Regions from separate parts of the Homo sapiens genome. Here region 1 is linked to region 2. Evidence: chromatin loops called from intact Hi-C (ENCODE). Cell type or tissue: dorsolateral prefrontal cortex. All regions are shown on one strand. Each heading gives the region's core, and the rest is flanking DNA. Links, peaks and the distances in the headings are about the cores only.

What was found. Hi-C counts contacts between places; a loop is a spot of excess contacts. Peaks named below come from ENCODE experiments on the same cell type or tissue, not always from the same donor. Only the 100,000 strongest peaks of a DNase experiment are listed, where the experiment ranks them.
Region 1: a loop joins it to region 2, with 2.6 times the contacts of the local background. A loop is called at or near these places in 6 of 110 quality-filtered maps.

The regions. Positions count from the first base shown.
Region 1 is chr20:11,908,716-11,923,048 of GRCh38, reverse strand. It overlaps BTBD3 (BTB domain containing 3), which reads right to left and starts at 5,156. Exons shown (of 4, transcript NM_014962.4): 1 at 4,448-5,156; 2 at 3,873-3,963; 3 at 3,213-3,331; 4 at 1-415. The coding sequence starts at 4,773. BTBD3-AS1 (BTBD3 antisense RNA 1) reads left to right here and starts at 4,448. Exons shown (of 3, transcript NR_186407.1): 1 at 4,448-4,735; 2 at 9,373-9,735; 3 at 12,542-13,645. In dorsolateral prefrontal cortex, for the core only: a CTCF peak has its summit at 5,247; DNase peaks (open chromatin) are centred at 3,799 and 5,178; H3K4me3 peaks cover 6,083 bases; H3K27ac peaks cover 7,380 bases.
Region 2 is chr20:11,987,973-12,003,303 of GRCh38, reverse strand. No RefSeq gene overlaps it. Among named protein-coding and RNA genes, the nearest start is that of BTBD3-AS1, 77 kb to the right of the region's middle. In dorsolateral prefrontal cortex, for the core only: no CTCF peak of the experiment used is centred there; a DNase peak (open chromatin) is centred at 6,933; H3K27ac peaks cover 5,663 bases.

The DNA of each region.
Region 1 (14,333 bases), core at 503-8,502, 78 kb after region 2:
AAGTGCCTTTCCTAGAACCTTGCGTTTATTTTCAATGCTCAACGCCAGATCTTGTCGTTGGCATTCTACTTCAGCCCAGTTGAGAGCTGCCTCAAAAACCACAATTTCTTTGGCATTCAGAGTTTCCCTACGGAGAATACTTTCTAGTGTCTGGAAGTCAATATCGCAGAATCCCTCAGACTTGAGAGCTAACTCAGCCTGGGCATCAATCACCTCCCAGCAACGCTGGGTCAGGTCTGGCTCCTCGAACAGGCAGCTCTGGGAGAGGAGCACACAGGCATTCTTGGCACTCAGGCTGGTCTCCAGGAAATTAACACAGGCTCTGGCAAGGTGAGGGACAATGTACTTTTTGGCAGCATAAAGTGTGGCCAGCACTGTGTCAGCAGCCAAGTCAATTTCATCACAATAGATATATCTGTAAAAAGCACATAACATGTAAGTGGAATTTTCACAAAATGAGTACATCCAGCAAGAAAAGATACAACCACTTTCAAGTTTGTTCTGAGAACATCATCTTATGTGACAGTTAATACAAACATATTTGCAGAGTAAAGGAACATTCGAAACATATTAATAAATTATTAATATTTTAACCCAGTAGTAAAGTTTGTATAATTAAAGATATTAACTTTGTGCTACCATTCTAGCCTCTATTTTATAAGCTGCATTCAGTGTCATCTCAACAAAACAGAAGCTATTGAAACTGAAAAACAACTGCATATTGAATAGTCAACATTACAAAAAAATAGCAAAATTCTATTATATATACTACATTATATTTAACCAAGAATAGTCTCGTTATGTTTTAAGAGCAATTATTGCATCTTCATGCTTTTGGAGTTTTCCTAAGCACAAAATAAAACCTGAGATTAATATTTTCCAAATAGTTCCAAGTTCAATGGATTATCAAAAGTATGGACTGCAATGCTATCGTCCAGTTAACTTTACATAGAATCCAACAGACTTTTTATTTGTTTTTGTTTTTTAAACTCAAAACTCTTCCTTCTCCACACATTCCTTCTACCTTCAGAATTCAAGATTACATTATTTCCAGATATATTTAATTAAAAGACAAAGTAGGAAAGCTTAAATATGTATTATTCCTGTGCTTCTGTGAACTGTCCTTATTTCAGGATATAAAACACTTCACAGGATACACTTTTTGGGAGACAGTGGCAGTCTCCCAAAGAGGCACGTAAAGGTAGTCATCATCTGCTTCTCTTCTACCTAAGGTCTACAGCTACTTTATCTTGAGTTTTCCTTTAGTTATTGTATTTCACCTTAGTGAAACACATAAAACTTAAGAAATTAGCAACAGCTTCTATAAGAAAGTAAAACACAAGAATGGCAATGAGAAAAATGTCCACGAGCACAAATGAAACCTGCCTTTTTGCTCACAGGAACCTTTCTCTTCTCTGATAGGCGAAGTCACCTACTGATGGCAAGGCCACTTGATAGTACACCTGCGGCTCAGTGATGCTCTGACTGTGAGCCAGGACCCTGGGGAGGATCCTAGAGCATGGTCAGCACTTTCGAGCTCTTACCCTGGAACTGTCAAGGGAGCAGCTGTCCTCTTTTTCTGACAACCCCAGGAATACTGGCTACTCATACTCGATGAAGCAGGCCACCGCTTTCACAACTACAGCACTAGAGCAAATGGCACCTGACTCATTTCTGATCTTACCACATTTTGTGGACTGCATGTATAATTTTATAAAGCTTTATCAATATCTGCTATAGGCAATGCATCTGTGGGAAAAGATACTTGTCAAATGATTCATCAAATGACTTAGGTGAGATGTAATTCTCTGCCATTCTTGTTCATGTTTCCTAATTATGTATATATCAGGAATGATACAACATCCTACTTGACTGCAGTGAAGACAAAATGCTGAACTAGTGCTAGCAATCTCCTCAGCAACAGAAAACACTATAAAAAATACAAAGCTGACTTCATGCAGTGGGGATACTTGCAGGTAAAACTGGTTTCTGTACATATATCTCCAAAAGATTACAAAGGTTAAAAGTAGCAGATTAGTTTACATTTTGGTACTTCACATGCTCACTTGCCTTTAATTTCCCTATCCCCTACTGTGAAGGTCTTGTCAGTGACAATTATATTTCAAAACTGTAAGATGAATAATGAATTAAATACTTTTAAGTTCTAGAACTAACTACAGTACTTATTTTTCAGAAGACAGTAAACAATGTATGGCAACATTTTAACTATATGTAGGAGTACTGTCCAACTTGTTGACCCACTGAATACTTTTTTCAACAAACATTTTACTTATTCCAATGAACTGAAATCCCTAGAGCAACAGATAACCTTAAAGTAATACACTTTGCTGTGCTAGAATAAAGATTAGGAAAAATCATATAAATACTACTTAGAATAATAATTAGATTATGATCACTTGGTGAACTACCACACTGTCTAGTACCGTACATGATAAAGAAGCTGATTCTATAACCTGTTTAACACATACTGGTGCCTGCAGAAGACCCACCAGACAGAAAACTATCTTTTTTATAAATATATAACGTATCTTTAAGTTTCATACTTCTGTATTACCAATGAAAGTTCTTCTGTATAAATCCACATGAAACTGTACGAGACTATCCATATCTTTCTAAGATTTCCCCTGTAATGTCAAATGCAAGTACTTTTTACCCTTGAGAGTGTCTGATTTTATATGAGTATGTATATGTATGTGTACACAAAGATCAGATTATTTCAACAGATGGTAAGTTTTTCATTTGCTCTTAGGAGACAATAACTCTTAGAATACTCAGAAATCTCCCAACTGGTGTTACTTAAATAAGGTACTTAACTTCTGAAATTGTGAAGCAAAAACATTTGTTTAAAGACTTTTTCACACACAATGCTTTCAGAGAGAACATCTTCTATTAAATAATGCTAATACCAGAAAGTTATTTGTCTTTAATTTTAAGTTGTTAAAAATCATCACTATACATGCCACTTGCTCCCAAATTCTACGTCAAGGTGCGATTATAAATGCTGCATAATTCCATATGCTTTCCACGGAAAGCTAAAGTGTTCTTTTCCGAAAACATTTACAAGGTAAGCAGCACCCTCTTTCTTCATCAGTCTTCTTTTCTGTTATGCAGAACTTAAATTTAACTGTGAAACCAGCAGGGTACAAATACAGCATAAACAAACTCTTTCCAAACACACGAATGATGCTTACTTCAGCATAGCGAGAAAAGCAGCAGGTTCGACATCTGGTATACGGATTTCATCTTTGTCCTCTGCAAGTTCTCCGTAAAACATCGCATGGAACACAGAGCTCCCAACAGCTAAAACATACTGTGTAGAAAGGGAAATCTTATTTCATACACTAAATTGAAGGCATTTCCAGCAAATCAATGCAGAAAAACAACACTAGGCAATCAGGTTTAGTAAACATAGCGTACCTAAAATCTACTGCTTTGAAAAAGCCAAGGTACACAGGGTAGCTTGCCATGGAAGCATAAGACCATGCTGCTAATTATTTCAAAGCTTTAAGAGATTAATGCACATGTCCCCTCATTACTAAATACATACAATAATAGCTTACATAACTAATTTCTAGGAGAAGGGTAAACATACGACTTTCCTGACCTGTCACAACAACTTCCCATGTCTGGAGAGTTAAGAGGGGATGTGTGAGATATAAAGCAGTATAGAAGGAAACAAAGAAAAAATTAAGCGTGGCCAAAGCCCTCTGGAGAGGGTGCGCTCTCTCCCTAATCGAGTGAAACATGCACTGCCTGACATCGGCAAGCTGCCCACACCAAGTTACAGGCTTATGGAAAGGGTCCCTCTTTGTAAACGTCAGGACTAAACCGGTCATGCAGCTGTTGCTTACTTTGTGTCCTGGCAACCGTTGAGTCCCACCTGGTGGCCCAACCACAAAATGTACATCTGCCATCAAATCATTATTGAACATCATCGCATTTCTATAAACAGAGGCAACTCATTAATTCACAGCAGCCTGCATTTTTAACATCCCCTTCCCCAACATACAAAACCCACAAAAGACTTGCAAGCTAAGCAACAGTCCAGTAACTTCAAGGCAAAACAACAAATAAAGGTTCTAACTAAACTGTTCATAATCATTGCAAACATAAGGGAAGTAACTAAAGTTTAAAATAAAAGTTATACAAACTTTTAATAAAGCTAAGGACAAATAAAAGGTTCCCATTTTCTATGGCCCATAGACAACCCTGTCACTTGAATGTTACAGCTTGCAAAAACATTTTTATCTAAGAGGAAAACAGCTGTACTGTTTTGGAAAAGATACAAGGCAATTTTCCATTACCAATAAAAAGCTTCTGGGAAAAGAGGAAACAGATTTGTGTTCAAATACATTACAGGTTTTGCAAAAGCAGAAACTTCAACACAGGAAAACTTTTAAAGTAAATAGACTAGCGCGGCACTTACCTCTCTCTAATGGTGGGATAAAGACCCTGCCAGTTTGGGGCCGGGATAAGGTTGTTGTTACTGAGATTCTGCTGGTGGTACTGCTGGACGCTGGTGCTGCTGGAGTTGGCTGGCTTTTTACGGGGGAATATATCAGCAGCCATCTTCTTCTTTTTAGTCTTCAAGGTAATTATTTCATAACAAACTGGTGGCAACTTGCTGCTGTTGCTACTGCTGCTGCTGGTATTTGCTTTCTTTGAGCTTTTCTTGGACCTGTTCTTTACCGTCTCTGGAAGCATCAAGAAGAAGGTGAGACATTTCATGTTCTTTTCCTTGTCATCTACCATGAGTACAGTGTGTCTCTCTTTAGAGTTAGATATCCCAAATTGGTTTGAACATCAAGGAAAAGAGATTAGCCCGGGCTAAGAGGTTAACTGAAACCAACAAAGCTGATATTTTGCTGCTTTTCTCAGCCAGGCAAGGTGACCTTTTCACTATGTTGAATAGAAACTGGCTTTAAGTTTTATCCAGTACTGGGTCTGTTAAATATATCCCCATCATGATTCCTGTTTCTCTTATTTGCTCATAAAAATAACTGTTTCCTAGATCACCTGAAAATGCTACACTGCAAAGATGACAGGCACAGAGCTGTAGCACTTCTTTTCTGAATTAGGTCAGCAAGATGGGCTGGAGCTGCGTGAGTCTGTTCAGCCGGCTGAAGTTGTGTGGTGAATGGATCGGAGGAGAGTAGGTATTACAGCCCTGCAGATGGAGTCAGACAGCCAGTGCTCCGAGCCAATAGCTGAAGTCACCAATCATGATTGGACCAAGCAAAACAGTGACACCTATTGTAACATGCATAGTTCTGATATTAAAGGAACAGCAGTTGCATTTTCTTGTCTACTGTATATTTAAACAAGATAATAACATATGAAATATATTTGACAACAGGAAGGGAGGAGTTTATGCCCACAGATTTCTCTTCAGTAGACATACATTATGTCCCCAGTTAAGCAGGATCAATTAACAAAGGGTAGGGACAGATATCTATATTTCTACTAAAATCTTTTTCCCAGCAGCATTTAGTTTCAAATACTTAAAACAAAATCCTCCAGTCTATAAACTGAAAAGGGCTATTAATAGCAAAACACATTTATTACACTTTAAAGGCAAAGGACGTTATTTTTCTTTTTCTTAGCCTCTTTTGAGTGCAAGTCATAGTCTAGTGCTAAAGAAGAGAACTGAGGCCATGTGTTCAGTTTACCTCCCAATGTTTTCTAGCTTCTATAATGGTCTTTGACAGGTGTCTCAGGTCACAAAATACTGTTAATTAGATTAAGATTATACCCGTACACCTAAGTACACTAAAGCATAAGATAAACTCTAGAAGTAAAAATAAGATTCAAATAAAAACAAATCTGATGATCAATGTTCAAAGGCTGTAATTCACTAAAAATATTTCAGATGGGGCCATGTTCAGGATCTCAAAATTCAACTTAACTGTTAAGGCTACATTTAGTCTTGTCTTAATTTTAAAGAATATAATCCACAACTTCTAAGACAGAACAAATAACAAGGCTATTCAAAATGATAAATGTTCGGATTCCACCTAGTTAAAATGCAAACAGGTTCTCTCTGCTTTGAATTAGAAGAATATAAGCTACCATTTGATTTTTGTAGGTGTGAATCCTCCAACCATTTCTAGCGTTGGTGAGTAAAAAAAACAAAAACACCGGCAATAGGTTCTGCATATGCTTATTTATTGTAAAGAGGGACTAATTAAAATATTTAATCTCACCCCTATCTATTTGGATCACGCTCATTTGTTCAAAGCACAGCAGCCATTTGCTACCCCTCAGGCAAATGCACCCTTCATGACCACAGCCCTCCTTGTTTTAACATTTGTCTGAATAATGACTACCTGACACAGTGAGGGCTCAGCAAATAAGAGTTACGATTGTTATTGTTATAATTAATAATCTGCTAAAGGCGGTTACCAGAAATCAGTCTTTAAATCCCTAGAACACTAAATTGAACCAAGAAATATCCTCTTTATTGTTGTTATTATTATTCTTAAAACCATTTGCAAAGCCTCTGTAAGAGAACCAGGGCCTGTAGCACAGTTACCTGTCTCCATTTTAGATGGATCCTGAAGCACTGCTTATTTATTATGATTATCATGTTCTCAACAGCAGAACACACACATACAGATACCTCCAAATCATCTTCATACACACTTTAACACACAATGTTAGAGAGGGATCTAGAAACCAGTTTAAAAAGCACATAGAGAAAGTCATGAAGAAACAAGTAAGCTCCTATTGACCTAATTATTCAGAATAGGGTTAACACTAAAGGATTTCTCTCTTGCTCAAGTGCCACTGAACTTCCTTGACCACTTCCTTGCAGGAAAGCTCCCATGCCAGGTAGGCCTTTCTGACTGGGATTAATCTCATAAATATTTCTAACAAATCTAGTATCTGGCTTTTCAGGTCAGAAGTAATCAATTAGAATGGAAAGGGAAACCAGCTGCTTTTAGGCAGACATACTATTAATTGGTAGCTGGATGGAGACAAAATAGAAAAAACATAAAACACAGATACAAGAACTTAGAAGGGTTTGTGATCTTTACTCATTTTGCATATGGCTCAATACCCATCACCAAGAAGTCTCCAAAACACATGGCTCTTACACCACTAAGTTAAAGAAAAAAAGTAAAGTGGATGTAACAGTTTGAGAAAGAGAAGTATGCAATATTGTAGAACATGTTTTCTAAAATTACAGATATCAGTTATTTAGAAAAATAAGTTTTGTAGAAAATTCTGACAATACTAGTTAAATGAAGTAGCGCTAAATCTGAATCATCTACAAGAGTGCTACAAAGAAGGGCATTATTACTCCAATGTATGTAAGGACTGATGAGCATGGCTGTTTAAAATCAAGACAGAAAAATTATCTGACGGCTACTTTTTCTTACCACGGTAATAAGGCAAGTAATGCAGGTTCTTGCTACTGAAAATGTAGTTGAAGGATCAGCAGCAGCATCTACAGGGAGCCTATTAGTCACCCAGAATCTCAGCCAGACTCTGGATCAGAATCTGCATTTCATACAGTATTCAAGGTTGAAAAAAACTTCACATAGATAACTACTGACTACTAGATGTCTTCCCAATGATCCAGTACCAACATCTGGTGCCATATGTTGCATTCAACTATTAAGTGAATTGAAAATAACTCAAAATAATTTAATTTAGTTTGGACATTAAAAACTTAACAACCCCTCACATCTTGTTCTGAAATTCTTCTGATTAGGCCCCAAATGTCAAATTCTAGGATTGAGGTGTGCAGACAGCCAACTGAGAGGGACCAAGATATTCTCTGGAAAGGAAGCGCCAGCCCCAATTATTTTAAAAGATAATGACAGTGATGATTTCGGCAGGAAAAATAAGGAATTAAAAAATGTCAACTATGAAGCAGATAATCACTTAGTACTTTTAAATGGTCTACTTCACAATTGTATTTCAACAAATTAGCAATGTAGCATGGTAAAATTAGCAACCAATCTAGTTCAGTCCTGGCTGGGCCACTTAAAATAGAGAAAGGCGAGTATTTGAACAAATCATTTAGCCTTTAAGGGCCTCAGTTTTCCTCAGCTATAAGATGAAAGAGATTCACCCAGAATGAATGTTTTTCAAACTTTACACTCAATCCACAGTAAGAAATGCATTTTATATTCTGACTTAGTACTAAACATAAACACACATACAGGCATACAAATGGAAAGACATGGCTCAAAAAACAAAACCTACTCTTAGCATGTTATGATATACACTCTGATATTTTCTATTTTCTTCTTTCTTCTTTTCTTTTCAATGTTGGTCATAATCCATTCAACTGATCTCATGACCACAGTTTAAGAAACACTGGTCTAGGTTATTTCTAAGGGCATTTAAGGTTTAACACACTAGGTTCTTTTCTTTTTTTTTTATTTTATTATTATTATACTTTAAGTTTTAGTGTACATGTGCACAATGTGCAGGTTAGTTACATATGTATACATGAACATACTAGGTTATTTTCTATCAAGAATTCAGACTAGGGACCACCAGATGATGGCAAGTTCATGAAACTCCTCAAGCTGTCGGTGAAATTGGCAGTATGTGTGCATTTATTTTTCTAGAAAGAGAAGCCATGGCTTTCATCTGCCATGAGTAATTGCAACCCAAAATACAATAAAATGTTAGGGTTAAAATGTTATAAAACTATAAGATTGATTTGAATATACAAAATTTTGGTATCACTTTATTCTTTCATTTCTATAGTCTACTACATTAAATACAAATTATGGCTTCTTTTCCTCCTTGATTAAACATAAATAGTTAAAACTCCATCTGTTGAGTCTGTAACCCAGAAACATCACCCACTGGGTTGAAGGGTAAAAAAGGATAGCAGCCTGATGTCTACTGCTACATTTTACTCCTAAAATTTCTTTCCAATAGGCATTTTATCACTTGTTTCTACACTTCCTGAATTTTAGAGCTGTCTGCCCTAATGAGGTAAATAGGCCAAGAAGTCCATCAAGTTTGTATGAAAGTATTCCCAAAATAAAACATACTGACTATGCAGTGTATTAGGTGTTGGGCATACGGCGGTGAGCAAGACTAGAAACCAAACTTAAAAAGTTAGCTAATAATAGTGTGTTTCAGTTGATTTTATAATTGCCAGAAAGCTGAATCACTGTTAACCTATTTCCATTCAATTCCCAATAATAACAAAATTATCCACAGAATTTAAGCTCACTTAGATCATCCTTTTCACCACTGGAAGGTTTGTCAGCAATCCTACCTTTATTTAATACAATCTGACATATTCACTTTGCAGACCTGAATGAGGTTTGAAACTGAACGGGACTCCAGAAATCATTTAATGCAACTCTTTTTTCACAGGTATGGCAACTGGTGTCAGAAGTATAAGGGGTTTGTGAAAATTCCACAGTAAAGAAGTGGGGCAACACCTGGACTACGAGGCGGATCTCCTGGCTTGTCATGTTGTTTGCTTCATTCACTCTAATATTCACTCACAGTAATTACCTCACACACTTACAGAATGCTCAATTGTCATATTTCTAATCTACTTTAAAAGAAGAGCTTTCTTTTAAAGTTTACAAAGATGAAAACCATGAACATATGTAGTCTGCACCCCTGTAGGGGCACACTACAGGCAAGAATGCTGAAAGGATACTTGTGGAATGAGATGGAAGGAAGGAACTGCAGTGAGGACGCTGCTCAAAAACAGAAGAGGCTCTCCAGGTAAAATAAAGTTAGAAACCAGCTATTCACGGTTAACACCAACTTCTATGTCAACAACTAATAATGCTGGCAACTCTTGTTTAACTTGCTCTAACTCTGGACTCCTTGTCTGGACTTGTACATGGTTTACTACAAGGCCGCTAAAAAGCAACAGCAGTGAGGTTAACAGAGGTTTAAACAAGGTAAGGTAGACTGAAGAAATACCTATCACTTCCAAAAATGATTAACATAACCTAACAGAGGAGAGTAGTTTAATCTGGTAAGTTATGAGGGAATAGTGTTTTGTTTTTGCTTATTTGTCCCTTCAATACTGAGCAAAAATTATGCTTTTGATTTGGGAGGTAAAAAGATAAGCAACAAAATGTTGGCAGTCCCCAAAGTCAGCAGAAGCTGCTGGAAAACAGACTATATATGCTTTCTAAATTTGGAAATAAATATGGAGTCAAGCGCTGGAAGCATAGCATAGCTAAAAAAGCAAGAGCTAACAACAAGTGACCTTAAGGTCAGTATTTGTGAGCCTCATTTTCCACATCTGCCAAATGGGGTAATTAGACCCAGCTTCTCCCTCAGGTTTATTGTGAAGGCAAGATTATATGTTTTGTGAAAGCACTTTAGTTAAAAACAGTCTACAAAGGTAAGTTCTCACCATTAGCAGCAATTGTGCCCAAAGCAGGAAACGTTTGTGATGCAATCATCTAAAACACAAAATCTCAAAGATTAATCTAGCTCCTCATCCTTGTACTCTTTTCAGACTGCACAGCTACTGACATTTCATCCTATCTGCAGGCTTCCTCTAGCCCCACCTATGGGCCAAGCAGGTCCCATTTTGCTGTGAATCTGATTTTGCAGGGAAGGTTCAATAATAAGCAAGATTTGTGCTGTGCACTGTGATCCGGTCCACACCCAATGTCCAAATCCCACAGTGTTATTTCCAAACCTGCACTTGAACCCACACTTCAGGCTGGGTGCCCATTGTGGACTTCAAACCTCCATGAGGCCACCTGTTGGCTGATTCACTGCTGTGCCCACTTCCTGAGACAGCCTCCTGCAAGGAGCCCATCTAGCCACCCAGCCATATCTCACTAGCAACTCAATTTGGCCTCTCTCGACAATGACCCAGTTTGAATTCCAGCACCAAGGTTGATAACTAAGGCCAAGTATTTGGCCAAGGCATACCTCAGTGCTGTCCACAGTATAAGGTTCATGGTCAGTTTCATTAAGCCACCTTTTCACCACACAGAGCTCCAGTTAACCTTGAATTGTACTTTAGATTTGGGGTGAGCGGGGGGTGGGGAGGAATGCCCAAAGGTAGAATGTGGTAATTCTTAGAAGGCAGGGAACGATGATTCTTTTTAAAATTCCATATGGCACTTACCATGACATTTGACGATTATAGCTCTTACATACACACTGTGTCTCAGTGTGCACCTTGTTTGGAATACTAAACTACTCATCTAAATCCCAAATTATTCTCTTCCATACATTAAGTGATCTTGAAAAGGGGTATATAAAGTTTACCAGGAGATACTCTGAAGATGGCTATTTAAAGGAATATTATAATTTCTTTTGTAAAGTTGAAGATACTTCAATAAAAAAAGGCAACCAATTGCTAAGTTTTACATACTCTAGATCAAGTTTGTCCAACCTGCGGCCCTGCAAGAGGCCTAGGATGGCTTTGAATGCAGCCTCAAACAAATTCGCCACCTTTCTTAAAACATTATGAGATTTTTTTTTTCTGCAATTTTTTTAGCTCATGGGCTATCCTTAGTGTTAGCATACTTTATGTGTGGCTCAAGACAATTCTTCCAACATGGCCCAGGGAAGCCAAAAGGTTAGACAACTCTGCTCTAGATGATCTCATGGTACATTTCCTCAGGTGTATTGACTACATGATCGCCTATCTTTTCCAATTATAGGTTTCTAGGATTTAAAAAATCTGTATAATATTTGCCAGAAATAGTTATTTACTTAATATAATTTTCTTTACATTTTAATATGATTATGACCAATACCCAACTAAAACTCTGTGTACATATGTAAGTGCCATATTTTATGGACTGTAGATTCCTTGTGCCTCCCCCACCCTCGCCACTTTAACATCTCTGAAACTGGTTTGTGTCTTTTAATTGATGCCATCTCATGAGTGTAACTATTAGGCTTTTTTTTTTCCTTTCTTAGCAGTACATAAAGTAATGGCATGTCTTACACCTGATGGCACCCTACAGTCAGTGAAATACGGTAAAATTTGTACAATTCAACAGAAAGAAAGAAATCTTTTTTTTAGGTTGCTTAATTATTTCCTTAACCAGGCAAGATGATGGCTCAGAATTCTGGCTGAACTACATTAGAATAATTGAGCTTTCATCAAGTAGTTATTTGATAAAGTATATAATCACAATTCTCAATTGAGACTGCTACTATGACAACCATTGATATGGTAGAATATCTAGATGGAAATCTCAAAATGAGAATTTGCATTGCCAGGACTGGTAAGAGTTCCAGCATTAATATAATGCATTTCTAGTATTTTCTCATGCCACACAATTGTACATAAAATGTACATAAAACTGATCAGTATAAGCCTGTAACTCTCTGGGTAATATTTGCTAAAGATATTTTATCAATCAATTCAAGATTTATTAACTTACAACTACTTTATACATAGGTTAAATATGGAGCTAAATGACTCATTAGAAGATATTGCTTACTTTCAAACAAATAGAATCCATATTAAAATGTTAGCTTAAGAGAGAGAAACATTATCATAATACAATGATCCCAATATATATATATGACTTTCTACTAGGTACTTGAAAATAGTCTATCCAAAGAAAAGTAAAATCAAGGCTCAGGAGGTCCCTTTCAAAAAGGCCTGAATGGGGCTGTTCCAACAAAGGACTTCAATCAATCCTACTGGGAATGCTGGAATGGAACAACCTCACCCAACCATTGCTGTGGCTTTCTCCAGGTCATTTGTTGGCTTTAAATAACAGAAGAAGAAAATAATATGTTTCGGTCAAAGAAAAAGGAAAGTGTTTCCAAAGATATGTTTTACTTTGGCTAGTATTAGTTTTTTTTGTTTTTTTTTCTGATATTCGAAAGATAGTCACCAAGAACATCTCCTCCATCAGATCATCAAAGTCCAAAAGCTTCTCTCACATATTAACCAAAGAGTATCTTGTTCTATTTGGGAAAAACACCTTTTCCAAGAACACATGGGACGGGAAGAAAGAATCCAGACAACTCCCAAATCACCAGATATTCTACATCAGTCCTGATTATTAGTGAGGTTCCAAGTATCACAGCCAAATTTCCCCAACATCCACAACTAAGTTCTATACCTTTAGTCACTCAGTGCTTAGAAATAAACACTGCTCTCCTGTCCTTCAATTTACTGCCTCCCCGCCATCAACACCAAACACCTGAATTATATCAATTATCTTAGATTTTAAATTGTGCTCACTGTAAAATGAACAGGACAGGTTGGGAAAGGCAAGGCCAGAAAAAGCTTTTTATTTTGTTGTTTTGTTTTGTTTTGTTTTGTTTTGCAAAACCACATAGAAAAGACCAGTTACAATTTCACATTTTGACAAACACTATACACATATCCAGAAGGTCTCAATTAATTACTATTTAATGAAATGCTATCCTTTGTTTTACAATGTATGCGACCAGAATGAAATATAGTTATTTTGGGCAAACAATACAAGATCTAACATTAAGAGGTCTGCTATGCTGAGTGAAATCTGAGAAATCTTGCTGTGGGAAAACTTAAACATACATGAAGTTACAAAGTAGCTTAACACTCAATTTCTAACATACCTTCTCTCGAGTAGATACCACCAAATAAAAATGAAAAAAGGCACCTACATTTCTAAAATAAATAACAATAATATTCCCTAACAAAAAATTCAAGTAGAATTAGAAGGCTGTAACAGAGCATTATTACAGAAACCAGTTTCTGGCAAAAACTCACAGTAAAAGCTCTTCTAGAACCAAATTAAAAGATACATTTTATGCTACTTTTTTTTTTTTTTTTGACAGGGGGTTTCGCCCTTGTTGCCCAGGCTGGAGCACAATGGCACAATCTCAGCTCACTGCAACCTCCGCCTCCAGGGTTCAGGCAATTCTCCTGCCTCAACTTCCCAAATACCTGAGATTACAGGAATGCGCCACCACACCGGGCTAAGTTTGTATTTTTAGTAGAGACGGGGTTTCACCATGTTGGTCAGGCTGGTCTCAAACTCCCGACCTCATGTGATCCACCCGAACTCCTGACCTCATGTGATCCACCCGCCTAGGCCTCCCAAAGTACTGGAATTACAGGCATGAGCCACCGCGCCTGGCCGTTTTATGCTACTTTTAATTAGCTTAAAAGTATACAATCCCCATCAACTGTTGTGAAGTACACAATAGAAAGGCACAGTATACTTTAAATGTTGGTATAACCTTAAATATAATAACACCAAGTAACATTCACAAACTACCACCATTTGCTGCAGGAAATAATAATTCGACACTGATAAAGCACTTCTTTGTTGCTTCAACCTCTCATGCTATTATAATCAGAATAAAAATTGAGGTTCCATACCTAGCTT
Region 2 (15,331 bases), core at 2,710-10,709:
GGAATTACGGGAGCTACCAGATGAGTTTTGGGTGGGGACAAAGAGCCAAACCATATCAGTGGTTGACTTATCCAAGGTCCTATGGCCAGTGAGTCACAAGGACAAGCAAGGGTTCTCCCATGTTCTGAGGTGCACTCCAGTCACTTGGAATTGCCCTGTGCCCAATTCTACTACTGGAGGGATTTTTCAAAAGTGCAATTTGCTTTACTGAGTTCTAAAACACAACAAATAGAATATTACCCAAGAAAAGGGGGTGGGGAACTTCTCCTGTTATCAGCAAAAAATCAAATGGAATTCTCAGACATTCAATTGCTGGCCCTCTTTTTAGCCTACCATATATGTATATTTTTTTTCTTTACATCTATATTCCTACTCAAACAGGTGATCAGTTCTATAAGGAAATCTATGAGGGGTTTGAGAGCCTACACAAATCTTTTTGAATCACAGCCAATATTTTCTGGATCAAGAAGAATGATGAAAAATGTTCTGCAGCATCACATAATTACCATTAACAAGATTTGTCTCTGAAGCTGCTCTTTTGTAAGAACTGCAAGGAAGGGGGCTATTGCAGCACAGTAAGAGACAAATTACATTTCCCATTGTAAGTTTGCAGCGAAACATTGTAAGTATCTTGAACAATAGGGTACACACATTAAAATCTTCTTATGCCAGAGGAAGTCTATATTTTATAAAACCATACACCTGCTACTTATGCTGAAAAGTTGAAGAAAACTGGGTCTGAATCAGTGACTTATAGTGGTGCTTCTCAAACTTTGGGGTGCATCAGGATCACCTGGGGGCTCATTCAAACACAGATTTCTGGACCCCAGCTGCCCCCAGAGATTCTGATTCTGCAAATCTTGAGCAGCCTGAGATTCTGCAGTTCTATGAAGCTTCCAGGTAGTGTCAATGCTGGTGCTAGGCTGACCATAGTATAGGACTGCTGGCTTGGAGGATATGCAGCTGTCCAGCCTGGTGTCAGTAGTAGCTGGGGTTTGTCTTTCAAGGCCCTTGCTATTCTTTGATAGCTCCTCTTTCCCCCACCTCCAAGTCCTGAAATCTTTCTCATTCTTGCCCTTAACAATTCCTGACTGAAATGAGGAGAACTGCTGGGGGGTAGCACCATTTCTAGGGTACATTCATGTTAGTAAGATACACTTAAGTACCAAAACCTCAAAAACGAATATGAAAGACCTGGGAATTGGACAAATTTGTTCATAAATGAAAATTCTATCTGCTGTGCACCGCCCAAACTGTTCTGAGGAGGTAACTGCCTACCTCATGTGCAATTCACATGGGTCTCGTTTGTTTCAGAAGGGTTCAGAGCACTGAGGACACACAAGGGAGAGTGGGGAAAAATTAATTAATTTCTCTTAAAGTTGTATCTTCTTGGATGTTTGCACTCCTCCTGTCCTCTCTGTAGAAGTTATGATGCATATTTCATAAAACTATAAAAACTATCTTGGGTAGGGGTGAGGGTAAGTGTTGGGGAGGGAACTAGAAAAGTACAAACGCATGAAAAAAACACTCACCGCATTGACCTCAAAATGCCCAAATCTAAAGAGACTCCACAAAGACCTATGAAAACCGCAGCAGGCAATCTCTTTTGTTTTATGGAATGAAGGTTCAGGAGCAGTTGAGACACGAGGCATAATTGAGAGGCACCGAAATAAGGACAGCAGTGCCTCCATCCAAAAATAATCAAAGTTGTAACAACCCTGAGATGTCAGACGCTGGCTGCTTGCTTTAACAGGCATAGACATCAAGTCAAGGTAGAAAGCTTTGTAATATCCAGCTGCATCATTTACCTTTGACTGTAAGAGAAAGGCCATGAGGCTGCCCACTTATCTTGGGGGGTGCACCTGGATTCGATTTTGAAAGTCAAGAGCTCTCAAAAGAGGTTGTGAGAGAGAGGTCTGGGAGATGTTTGGTCAAGTTTGCTCAAAGTTAACAGTCAAAATGTTTTTCTTAGTCAATTTCTTTTTTTCAAATCCTCTTCCCGTGAAAAAATTCCTGTTTGACACTGCATCATGATAAATGACTATGTATTCCATTCACTCACTGATCTCTGGATTGGTTAAAGGCAGTAAGCATGACTTACTAACCTCTTTGTTCCTGGCATCTAGAATAGCACCTGGTACACAGGAGGGGTAAAATAACTGTTCTTGCTATGGTTCTGCTGGGTCCAGGTTGTATCCATATATTGTTATCTCTTAGAAATGCAACTGTGAGGGAAGCTGCTTCCATTTTACCCAACACCAAAGAAATGGAAGTGCATTATGTCAATAACATTCATGTTTTGAGTGCCAACCATTTTGCATGCTTCATCTCATCCAATTTTGCCAATTCTGTGAAGTAGGAGTGATTACTACCATGTTAGAGGTGTGGAAACTGAGGCTTGGAGGCATGATTTGCCCAGAATCATGCAGTTAGGAACTAGAAATCTAGGCTTTGTGGCAGAGCTCTTAGCTAACAGGCTCATACTATCTTTATTCTGCCACTCTCCTTTCCTGCCCCATAGGGGGTCTAAGGACCTGAGAAAAACAGCAGAAAAGCACTCAGGGATCTCCTTTGATACTCAACAGTTTTCATAACATACCCAGAATTATCAGTAACCTAAACCAACAGCATGGTACAAGTTGTCTACTCCCTATCCTGAACCAGTTCATGCCTCTAGCATCTCAGCCTTTATTCAGCCCACATTTATTGAGCACTTTCTCCAGACCAGACTTCATACCAGGTGCTTAAAAAAAAATCACTGCAACAGACACTTGATCTCACCTCTCAGGAGTCCCCAGTTGTTAGAGAAAAAACTCAAACAACTTTTAAGCACTGAGGAAAGTTTTTTTTAAGTGCAATAAAGTATAAGACAAAGGAGTCCATCTTTCAGAACTGAACTTCCTAAATAAAAACAGAAAATGTCATGCACTCAAACCTCTTTAGCTTTCTCAAAGCGGTAGTATTAATAGGAGAGCAAAGAGCTCTGGACGAGCCAGAAGTCATTCCTATTCCACCTGCATTCCCTACCAGCACACATGTGGTTCACTCAGACGGGCTCAAGCAGGCCAGGCGAAGCCCTCTTAAGAGGCAGAGATTTCTGTTCCTGGGCCAATTTAATTATTTAAATTTTTGCAAACATTTACTCACATTCGATGGCAGATCTGTCTGCTAAAATTAGACAGTCCTACAGTGGTCACAAATGACAGATTCCTACAATCTATGAATCTTCAAGGGTACTCCCCAATCCTGCTGTACATACAAAGGGGTTACAATTAGACCACTCATTGTAAAGGCCAATTATATGTCCTCAGTAAAAAGAGGGGGGCAGTGGTGATCTGGAGCCTGCTTATACCAGCTCCCAGGAGCCAGTCCTAAATTTTTCAGAATTCTGTGAGCCAGCTGTTAAACATGGCCATTATTAGAAATGGAATTATACAAACTTGAAGTAAAATAAATTATAACAAAAACAAAAGTAACAAATAATCACAAGTTATCATCTATTTTATGACATTTACTACTATTATACTCTTGAGGTTTTTTGCAGTTATTGTGCCTGCATGGTGAGAAAACTTCCCAGCTCTGTGTTCTAAGAAGTCAAGTTGTTAATTTGAAATCCATCACAGTGGGAGTATTTATATCATGATATTCAGCCAATCACAAGGCCTTTTCCACTCTTAGAGACATTTGTTAAACATTACCAGCACAGCACTAGATAAGAGGGTTTTCTATCAGATTGGTTCAAAAGTAATTGCGGTTTTTGCCATTACCTTTAATGGTAAAACTGCAATTACTTTTGCACCAACCTAATACCAGAAAATTGCAAGCAGCATAACTTTCACCACAGGTACAAAGCAAATATAGGCACAGACACAGCTGAAAAAAAAACAACCTGCAGGGAAGAAAGATGCAAACTAGTCAACTTGAGGGTGACAATTGTGTTAGAAGTATAGAATATGACTCAGGCAACCTTCTCATCCATGCCATCCAGACTGGCCTATAGTTGATTGGATCATTAAGGGTCGAGAAGGAAGAAATTTGTCAGAATATTCCCAGATTTCCAAAGACATCCAACCCAGAACACAATGACAGCATCTCCTCAGCACTTACCACCAGGAAAGAGGTCCAGATGATATGAAGACAGGAATAAACCAGATTGTCCATGAACCAGAAATAATCCAGACAGACTCAATGAGAGCAAAATCTCCATCACTGCAGGATGGCAGGATCACCCTGGGAACCGAGAAAGGTTAACCTGAGTGATAGGGCACATGAGATGAACTTGATTGTTTTAGGACTAAATGTTTTTATTCAATTGACAATTAGAGATCACTCAAGTTTTACATCTTTGAGGAAATAGTCTGTAGTACAGTATTGTCCAATAAATCTTTCTGCAGTGATGGAAACATCCTATCAATACGCACTGCCCAAAAGAACAGCCACTTCATCTAACTGTTGAGCACTTAAAATGTGATCAATGCAACTTAGGGACTAAATTATATGTTGTACTTAACTTTAATTACTATAAATTTAAATGTTCATGACCTCATATGGATAATGGCTATCATATTGGACAAAGCAGCTTTAGTGAATCTGAAGCTTGGAAGCATCATTCAATCAATCAGGGTGAATGTAAGTCATAAAGTTGGGGTAATAATAAGTAGGACAAAGGGTAGTTCCCTGATTGAGCTGGGTTTATTAAAGAAGTTCAGTTCTTTAGGCTACACATCTATAATTATAAATTCCTGAAGTGTCCACCGTGAATACTAAATTACCATTATATTTCTTAAAAAGCCAGTCCCATCTCTTAATGGTGCCACCTTAATCAGCATCCTGGAAGTGGTCAGCTGACCCCAATCAGCATCCCAGAAGTGGTCCCCCCTGAGAGAGGTCAGAAGGCACTTGGTGGGCTTGTCTCTTCTAGCTTTTGTCATCAGTTTCGTCAGCATTTGGATGTAGTAAAGTGCAATTCTTGGTCTATCCTGGTCAAGGCAGGTAGAAAAATCACATCCTCGCACTTGTCAAACCATAGGGTTTTCCAGGGGCTTTACTGAGCTACAGCCTCCATCTGATCCCTGCCATTTCACACCAACCGTGGAACTAGAATGTCACCTAATCCCCCTGGTTTTCACCCCTGTCTTCACATCTCTGCTGGGCCTGGAACTTCTAGTAGCTTCACCCTCAGCTTCTACAGGGCCCTCCATCAAATCAGACAGGCACAATACAACCTGGAGAACTGCAGCATCACGGCTCACTTACCAGACCCAAACTCCTTGGATTCTGGGCCCACCCAGCTTCCATTTTGTTATTCCCATTTCACAAGGTAAAATTGTACTTGGGCACAATTCTGGAAGAAGGAAAGAGGCAGAACCTAGAGGTGAAGGTGACCCTTCTTGGCCAGTGGTAGAACTGGCTCTAGTGTTTATCTTGTGGGGACCTCCATGCTAACTTCAAAAAGAACTCAGACAATCTTTGAGGCTAGTTGGAGTTTTATTTCTATCAAAGCATAACAACTGGGCTCCTGAAATAAAGAAGGCTGTATTTCTATCATTCCAGTTATTAGACAAGAGTTGGAAATTTTGATTGGCTTGGGGCTTTGTTTTTTTCTCTTTTTCTTTTTTTTTTTTTTTTTTTTTGAGCTGTTTTCTTTGTGTTCTTATTTATTTAGGTATAGATGGGTTTGTTAAGGTGTAAATTACATTCTATAAAATTCACCCTTTGCCATATGGTTCTATGAGTATTAACAAACACATATAATCTGGTAGCTACCACCCTAAACAATGTATAAAACAGTTCCAATCACAATAAAAATCCCTCATGTTCTTTGTAATCAATCCCTCCCCTACTCCCAAGCAACCACTGATCTGTTTTCTACTCCTGTAGTTCTTCCTTTTCCAGAATTTCATATAAATGGAATCATACAGTATTTAGCCTTTTTAGTCTGATCTCTTTCACTTAGAATAATGTATTTAAGAATGAAATATTCAACTTCCCTTTTCACTGTGTAGCTAACAATAACACGGCATCACAGCAAGAGCTGTAATGAGATGTGTCCAGGAAGAAATAGAGACACCCACCAACACTGGCAACAGGGCAGGGAAGTCTTCTCAGAGGAGGACATAATCTACTGAGGCCAAAAAGTAAGCCAAGCACCAAGTGCTAAGGAAAAAGACTTTCAGGTACTGAAAACTCATGCCCAAAGACAGGGAAGACATTAAAATAAACAAGCTTTCTACCTGGAAAGAGAAGCTACTTGACGGTAAAGAGTCCTATATTTTAGCCTAGGGTCCGAGGCAAATGTAAACCTGCAACTCTAAGACTCAAATACTTCTAACCAGCAAGGATTCCGACCTTATTGCCATACCCATCTCTTCATTTGTTTCAACAGTGATAAAAGGCAAAAGTCCTTCAAGCTGGAAATCCATCCATTGAACATACAGATTCTACAGCAAACCTCACCCATGAGATCAGGGACTGGAGCCAAGTTGTGAGTTCCTGCTCTAATTTCCCCTGACGCGTAAACAGGAGAACATTATTTATCATTTATTGGGAGTATATATCCATTAGCTTTCCCATGGGAATATTAACAGGATGAAACTGAAAAAATAAACTACAGAGTTTTCAGCCAAGTGTTTCTAGATTCATGGGCAGCAGATCAGCTCAGTGGGCAACCAATTGTTTTATCTTGGACAAGTCCCTTGACTTTTCTGGTCCTATGTTCTTTTCTGTTACAAACAAAAGAGAAAGAAAAAGAATAAAGTTGAATCAGGCCATTTCAGAAATTCCTTCTAGCGCTCTTGTTTTATGGTTTTATAAGTTGAGGTCAAGATGATTGCACTTAAGGAAACTTGCAGCACACTCTGAAACGGGGCTAGAATAAAGGCCCCATTCACAGTACCAGGGTTCAGTGAGTACAATGTGGCTTTTTGTTGGGGTGGTGGGTGGAGGGGTGGAGAGAGAATCTGGGAGGTCTGGCATTCACTCTCTCCACCACAGATCCTAAATGAGTCACTAAAATTATGGTAGCAATGGTGAATGTGAAAAGAAAAGAGGAAATAGAGCTCCCACCAATCCTAATAATGTTCTTGTACCTCTCCTGGGCCAGCAGAAACAGTTCTGGAGGCCACTGGGCCTGGCCAGACTCTTGTCTTTATTAAAAGGCAAATGCAGCCACATCTGTTCTCATAAGCTCAAATATCGTTCTAGTCTATTTACCCTGGGACTGTTGGAAAAGCTGTTATAAATCAGGCTGGAACCATGTGTCACAGGCTCCAGAGGGCACAGAACTATTTCCAAAGAGTAGATCACGCTCCAATTTTCCACTTTCCCCACTGCCCCGCTGCCTCTCCACCTCGTCTCTACTTTGTATTTGTCCTCTGTCCTACAGCTCTGCCATCATCACCAGGAGGATTTCCAGGAGCACCTCTCCTCTGGGGGGATGATACGACACTTTTTCCCAGCCCCTGTTTGCATGTAGTGATATTCTGACCCATCAGGGAAACCCAAGAAGGTTTGGGTTCTAGCATGAGCCACAGATTTCTGGCACGTAAGAACTAGAAAAGAAGGGAAGACCCCAGAAACACTAAGTTAACTGATATTCAAACCTTTTTTTAATTTTTAACTTTTAGAGACAAGGGCTCTTTATGTTTCCCAGGCTGGTCTCAAACTCCTGGGCTCAAGTAATTCTCCCACCTTAGCCTAATGAGGAGCTGGGACTACAGGTGAGAGCCACTGCAACCAGCTCAAACCTTTTCTTTTTTTTGGAACCAGGGCAAAGTCTCTCAAACATTGCATGGAAAACTAAAATGGAAAAGTGATAAAAGTTGCAGAAACAGGGCAGAGAGGTGAAGTGGAGGGGGAAGGGCAGAAATCTTAAGCTCAGTCCCTTATCCTTAACACATACATACTCACGCATGCACGTACATACATGCACACCGACACTGTTGAGGAAACAATAAAAAACAACAACGAAGTCTTCTTCCAACCCACAAATCATCTCCACAAAGCTAGTAAAGAAGCACTCTTATTGTTGGATAAGATTATATGTTCATTAGCTTTCTCATGGATTATTAACAGGATGAAATTGAGAAAATAATTTGCAGTTTTTAGCCAAGTGTTCCTAGATTCAGGGGCATCAGAAAAACCAGAATGTGCTGAGCATCACTGGCAACCTAGTAAGAGATTGCAAAGACAGGAAGAACTCACAGTCACCCTTCCACGCAGCCAAACATATTCAACCCACTACATACGTGTGCTGGAGATAAACAATAACTAGTGCTCAAGCAAGAGGATTGGACAGCACCATTTGCCACAAATAGCTGATCCTAACTTTACTTGGTAATTGGGGTGACAAGCTATGTTAGCTAATTGACTTTATCCAGAGGAAAAAAAATCATGCAAATACCTGTCTTTTCGAAAAGAGGTGGTTTTACAACTTGGTGTGAAATGCCCACTGAAGTTAACCTCTTACCCTTCCATAGAAATAAAATTTAAAAAAAAAATAAAATTAATAACTAAAAATAAACTGAAAAAGAGATAGGGTCCTATCTCCCTTGGTGTTAGCATTCCAAAGAGATGGCTCCCAGGACCTGGAGAAAGACATTCAAAAAGTGGCTCAGATCATTTCTAAAATATACTTTGTCAAGTAATAAATAATGTACTTACATTTACAAGTTTTCCAAGATAAGTATCCTGACAAAGAGAGAGAGAAAGGAAATCCCTTCCCTTATTTTCGGCAGGAGGAACTAAGCCTCTTATTTTTAATTTGTATTTGTCCTCACAACACATGTACGGGTGTCCACACTCTCACACACAACACTTACTTCAATTACCAATAATCCTGAACTAAACAGCTCACACCTGCTGTTCTGAAACCACCCTGTCTCATTCCTGCTGAGGACTTTATCAGCAGGGGTAACATCAGAGTCAGGGCCATATCACAAACCCAACATACTTTCTATCCCCTCAGCTCCAGCAGTTAGCGTCAGACCAGTGACGCCCGCCCTGGCTTCACATCAGAACAATGCAATGCTTGGGCCACCTGTGGTCAATTAAATCTGAATCTCAGGAAATGGGCCTGAACACTGGTATGGTTCAAAGAGGAAACAGGTGATTCTAATTTGCATCCAAGGTTGAGATCCACTTAGCTAAAGGCACCAAGAGGAAACTGACAGGCTTAGTAAGACAGTGGCCCTCAGCTCTGGCTCTGCACTGGAATGCTAGGGAAGCTTATAAAAACCACAAGCGTTGGCTGCATCCAGGCCTAATATACCAGGCTCTCTGCAGCTAGGATTCAAGTAATGATATTTCTTAATGCTCCCTGGGCAAGCTCAATATGCAACCGAGACCCAGAAGCATGGGTTAAGAGTTGGCTCCTTGGCCGGGTGCGGTGGCTTATGCCTGTAATCCCAGCACTTTGGGAGGCTGAGGCAGGTGGATCACGAGGTCAAGAGATCGAGACCATCCTGGCTAACACGTTGAAACCCCGTCTCTACTAAAAAATACAAAAAAAAAAAAAATTAGCCGGGCTTGGTGGCAGACACCTGTAGTCCCAGCTACTCGGGAAGCTGAAGCAGAATGGTGTGAACCCAGAGGTAGAGTTGCAGTGAGCCAAGATCATGCTACTGCACTCCAGCCTGTGCAACAGAGCAAGACCCCGCCTAAAAAAAAAAAAAAACAAGAGTTGGCTTCTTAAGAGCAGCAGCTGGTTCAGAGCCTGCTTCTGTGGCTATAAACTCTTAGGCAAGGGCCTTACCGCCTTCATACCCCTTCTACCCCCTACTGTAGGGGTAGATCCCTGGTACCTATTGAGTAGTGTGTCCATCAAATGACATAATTTTGAATCATGTTTAGTGCAGTGCATGTCAGACGTTAGTTCTCAATAAATTGTAGCCATTATTATTGTAGAAATGTGTAATAAATAAAAACAGAAAATTCTGTTTAAAGCCATTGTTGTCCTAGAGATAGACTAGTCCATTAAACTACCTAATGGTAACTTTTCCTTCTATATGACTCTGTTTACTTTGTGAAGCTGACAGAAAGAGTAAGGTTCATTTCTGTCTGTGCTATTCCTTCTGTCCTTACTATCCTGGTCCCCTTTTGTCATCAAACTAAAGAAAAATACTTCTAGGCAAAAAAACAAAACAAAACAAAACCCTTCTCCTACCTGGTGCTGACAGCCCAGTCCTGCACGTCTAGGTCCTCCATGTCCCGGGCAGAAGCGTTGGGCTCGGGCAGAGAAGATGAGGTTTTTTAAATTAAGATTAAAGAGGTAAAATGTCTGTACCTGTGGATCGCAGAGTTTAGCTGATATTGGAATCACCTGGCTGGCTTGTTAAACCACAAGCTGGACGGACCCTGGTCCTCAGAGTTGCTGATTTAGTAGGTCTGGGGTGGGACCTCAGATTCTACAGTCCTATTAAGTTCCCTAGTGTCGTGGATGAACCTGGTTCAGCTACCACACTTGGAGAACCACTGGTCTATCCCATTCCTCTCTTTTTCTTTCCTCTTTGTCATGCAAGCAATAAAAGAACATTCTGGTGCCTGTCCTTTGTTCTTTCTGCACTTCCATTACAACCCAACCTTGGCAATGGTTTGAGGCAATGCTTGAGAAATTCTTCACAAGGCTCCACTTCAGGCAATTTTCAAAGGAAATAATAGATACATAAACAGACTTGGCAGTTTTGAGAGAAGGCCCTGCCTATTCACCGTGCCATCTGATAAAGGCCCTTTGTCTCAGGCATAGGGAGAGACAGCATTGTTGATAGGAGCTGATTTCAGATGAAATTCTTGTTTTCATTTTGCTCTTGTTTTTCATCTCCACTCCCATGTTTTTCTCACCACATCCTGGGTTAACTCCATTTTGTGCCCCGGGAAATTGTCTATCACAAAATTCAGAAGGCTGAGAGCACTTTAGAAATGTAAATTTATGACCATATCTCTAATGCTGTGGTATACTAGAAAATGGTAAATAAATAAGAGCCTTTTCTGAAATACCAACGAATTTAAATTTAAGACTAAGAACTTTTCTTTTGCTAGGACTGGAACATGCTGAAAAACAGCAAACACAAGGTCAAGCAAAAGTTCACTTTAAAAAATCAAGGGAAGGCCAAGGCAAATGGGGGAGGGGAAAGTGGGAGACCCAAGAAAATTGAAAAATGGAGAATAATGAAAAAGCTGTTCCGATTCAAACCAAATGCAAACAAGATGCCTCAGCTCAATTGAAGTGGGATGTCTTTGCCAAGATTTCTACCAACTCAAAACTAACATTCTTATGATGGCCTGCAGCCCTCAGCTTCTGATTCTCATAAACCAGCTTAGGGTTTATCATAAGGTCACCACATTCAGCAGATCAAAATGCAAGGACATCTAGTTAAATTTAAATATCAGATATTTCAAATATTGTGTAACACATACTTAACACTAAAAGGGTGTTCACTGCTTATCTGAAATTCAAATTGAATAAGGTGTCCTATATTTTATCTGGCAACCTATATTACTATCCAACTCATTGTCCATTTTCTACATAAACTCAAGCAATGGTCTCCGCCCTTATCTCTTATTTCATAGGAAGCAAACCATCCACCTACAGTCTTTACTATAGTTCTGGCAAGACAGATGTTTTTATATTACAGAGCTACACGTAAATTAACATTCAATGTTGGGTCTAGCTTTTCCGTAAGTCACTCAGCCATTTCCACAATTGAGATTCCACTTGGCATAACTTTCTCTCTCTTCCATCATTCTTTTTACTTACTCCCCTCATACTCCAACTCATTTCAAATGTCAGTAGTAGTAAGACTCTTGTCATTTGACTCTTCCTGGCCCTTCTCCAGGTCTCACTTCACACCACCAAATAGTATATCAGAGTATCATTTAGGAGCCTTAAAAGTCTATAGATGCCTGAGGCAACTCCCAAAATTCTAATTTAATTGGTGGTGGGGAGAAACGGGGAGTTTGGTATTGATATTTTTAAAAGTCCCCAGGGTGATTCTAATGTGCAGCCAGGGTTGGGAAGCACTTCCTTAGGTCAAGGTTTCTCAAACATTCATTTGCACAGAAATCACTAGAGGATCATGTCAAAGGCAGGTTCTGGTTCAGCAGATAGAAGGTAGGTCTGCAGGTTTTGCATTTCCAGCCTGCCCCCAGGCTGACACTGCTCATCAGAGAACCACATTTTCAGCAACAAAGCCTTAGAGGAAATCAAGTGCAAGGTGTTAAGACCCTTCTTCGAAGTGATGGGTGAGTCATCACTGACAGAATGGAGCAGGTTGTAGGTTGTACGTTTTGCAATATAAGTGGATACTTGGTCAGTGCTACAGTATACTAAAACACCAATTATCCAGGGTTAATTGTTGGACATTCACAATAACATGAGAATAGAACAGCATTTCTTGAGTGCGTAGTTTCCTCAGTGTTTAGAACTTGTGCTAGCTGAGGCATTAAGATCTAAGCACTTCCCTAATAAAATAACAAGCCCTAATATTTACACCCCTCTTCATTTGTCTTAGAGCATTTTATGATAGCCATTCCTTGATCTCCTCCACTCCTTTGACAAATATGCATGAGAGTTATGAGTCCCCATTTGACAGATATAAACAGTGAGATCCAAAGATGGCTGTTGCTATAGCGATCTACAAATAGGAGTTTGGTAACATCAATGTTTCTATTATATTAAACCTAGATGTGGCCTCTAATTAATAACATAACCAATTATACATCAGTGCTTCTTAAATGCTAATGTACATACTCATCCCTGGGGATCTTGATAAAATGCAGACTCTGTTATCACAAGTCTGGCTAGAGCCAAGGTTGGCTCCCCAGTGATGATGCTGCTGCCCGTCCTGGGACTCCATTTGAGGCCTCAGTGAATTCAGCTTTTCTCAGCTCTGACATTTGGTGAATTCAGCTTTCTCAGCTGTGTCATTCTCCTCATTATTCTCTTGTGTTACTAAGCATTTACCAAATGCAGTGGCCAAAAAAATGGACTGAGGTTTCTATGCTTTGGTATTTCTTATCATTGTTAAAAGTTTGGAACCAATGCCTTGGAACAATGTGCTTTTTTCCCCCATTGTAGTTTAAGTTATCTTCTAGAAATAAAAATAAGTGATATGTAGCCTCACCATTTCAGCCTTTATTGCTTTATCTAAGATGCTTATGTATGGGACTGTAGTGGCAACACTTATATGCAAAAGAAAAGGTTTATAAATTAGTATCGGCTCATATTTTTTCCTATCTTCGCTTGAATATGGGTGTGTAAAAAAAACTCACAATTTTTACTTTGCAAAAATAACCAATCCATGTGTGGGTGGTTTTATTTTTTGTTTTTTGTTTTTGTTACTCATTCTTACCTTTAAAATAAATACCTTTTCTTGGCTTGTGTCAGAAAAAGTAGCCAACTTTTCAAAGATGAGTTCTAAGCTCAGAATGTGGGCAGCTCTTGATGTCAAAATCCAGATGTCAAAAATGAGAGCAGTGTTTGTTTGGAAAAAGATCTCCCAGTTGACAGTGTCCTTAAAATCATCCTCTTAGAGTTCCCAAGAGGACTGATAGAAGAGTTGTCAAAGGTCTTCAAAAGTCTCTTTGCTCTTGGTTTGAGGAGAAAAAAGAAAAGAATGAAAAGCATCACCTCCTCCAACACACACACACACACACACACACACACACCCCTATACTTACTATTGTCTGAGTGCATTCCCATTCTTTGTTTTTGAAAACCTATCACATTTTTCAGCAATGACAAGGAGAATAATAGTCCCTCCATTACCCTCAAATAAACCATCATTTATCAGTTCAATCTTTGTGATAGATTTATTGCATTCATATTCATAACCCAACTTTTTACTCCTCCCTATGGCTTTGGTAATTACCTCCCACACTGACATCTGCCATGTGATTTGTTTTGCTCAAGGCGAGAGTAGCACATTTGATGCTAGCAGAAGCTTGAAAGCCATGTGAGTTTTCTGCCTTCTCTCTTGCTTCTCTGATTACGTGCGTTGGTTATCCCATTAGAAGCTTATAAGAAACATGTGGCGGGGGACAGCAGAATTGTTCCAGCTGAGGCTGACCTAGATCAGACATTCCTTAGCAGAGCCATCAGCTGACAACAAACCCACCAGAGATCCCAGCAATATCAGCTGGACTCAGCCGACGTCAGCCGAACAGCCCTGTTCAACTCCTAGACTCATTAGAAGTATTAAATAGTTGTTTTTTTGAAGGTAGCTTCCTTCTTCTAATAGTAACCATAATATCTTCAGCATAGATAAGGTCTCCAGCTCATCCATTCATGGGATCTCTAGTTCAGGCTCACCACAACGCCAGGAACAAGACTGGCTCAACTGTCTCAAGGACCAACATGAGCAAAGTTAGAAAGAGAGAAGACAGTCAAAGAGCACTTTGAGCTAACACAATCTTAAAGTTCCATAATGTTGTTCACAGCATGAAGAAATCCATTCTCCAACAGTAAACAGCTGCTATAGATAGAATCCATGTAAACACACCTGCCTACTCCTTGGCACGTCAAGCCTTTTGTTTTGTATTTCATTCACATGGGAAGAAACCAGCAGCAAGACTCCTAAAAGTTACTGAGTCTTTTAATCAAACAAATGATAGGAGAAATCTGTCAGGCTTACCAAACAATGAAGCCTGCAGCCCCTACAGACATTTATTATTGGAAAAGAAAAGAAAATATTATGATTTGTGCTTATACTGTAGAGAGAAGGAGGAAACGGGCTTTTAAATAAAATGGGGAAATATGAAAGCCCTGTTCTACAACAAGACAAACAGCAAAGTCACATCTACTGCTAATCTCTGACAGAGGTATATTTGAGCCAATAGCTCAATGTTCATTATCATATTAGAGGAGGCAGAAGACTGCTTGCCAGTCCTGAAATTCATCTCCACCCAAACTGGGAAATTCCTGTGAAGGTACAGATTTCATTTATACATTTGATAGTATTTACCAACCAGAGTGGCAATGAATTTGCTCTAGAGGAAATAAGTAGTCTGAGTCCTGAGAGTAAATTTCCTATTTTCTCTTCCCATCTTCCCCAGTTCCCTCTCAGTCCTATTGCCCAAGGCTTTGTCAAACCCAGGTCCAGTATGTAGCTGCACTTAGGAATTACCTGGAGAGTAATTTAAAAATATGTTTCTCTGGGACCCACCTCACATTTGCTGAATCAGAACTTTCAAAGGATGAAACACAAGGGTCAATATTTTTCAGATGTTCTTCAGGTAATTCTAGCCAATAGCCTGGTTTGAGAATCTCTCCTCTAAAAATGATTCCGCCAAGATCATGAATTACTTTAATACAAACCTACTATTGCCTCCTTTAAAT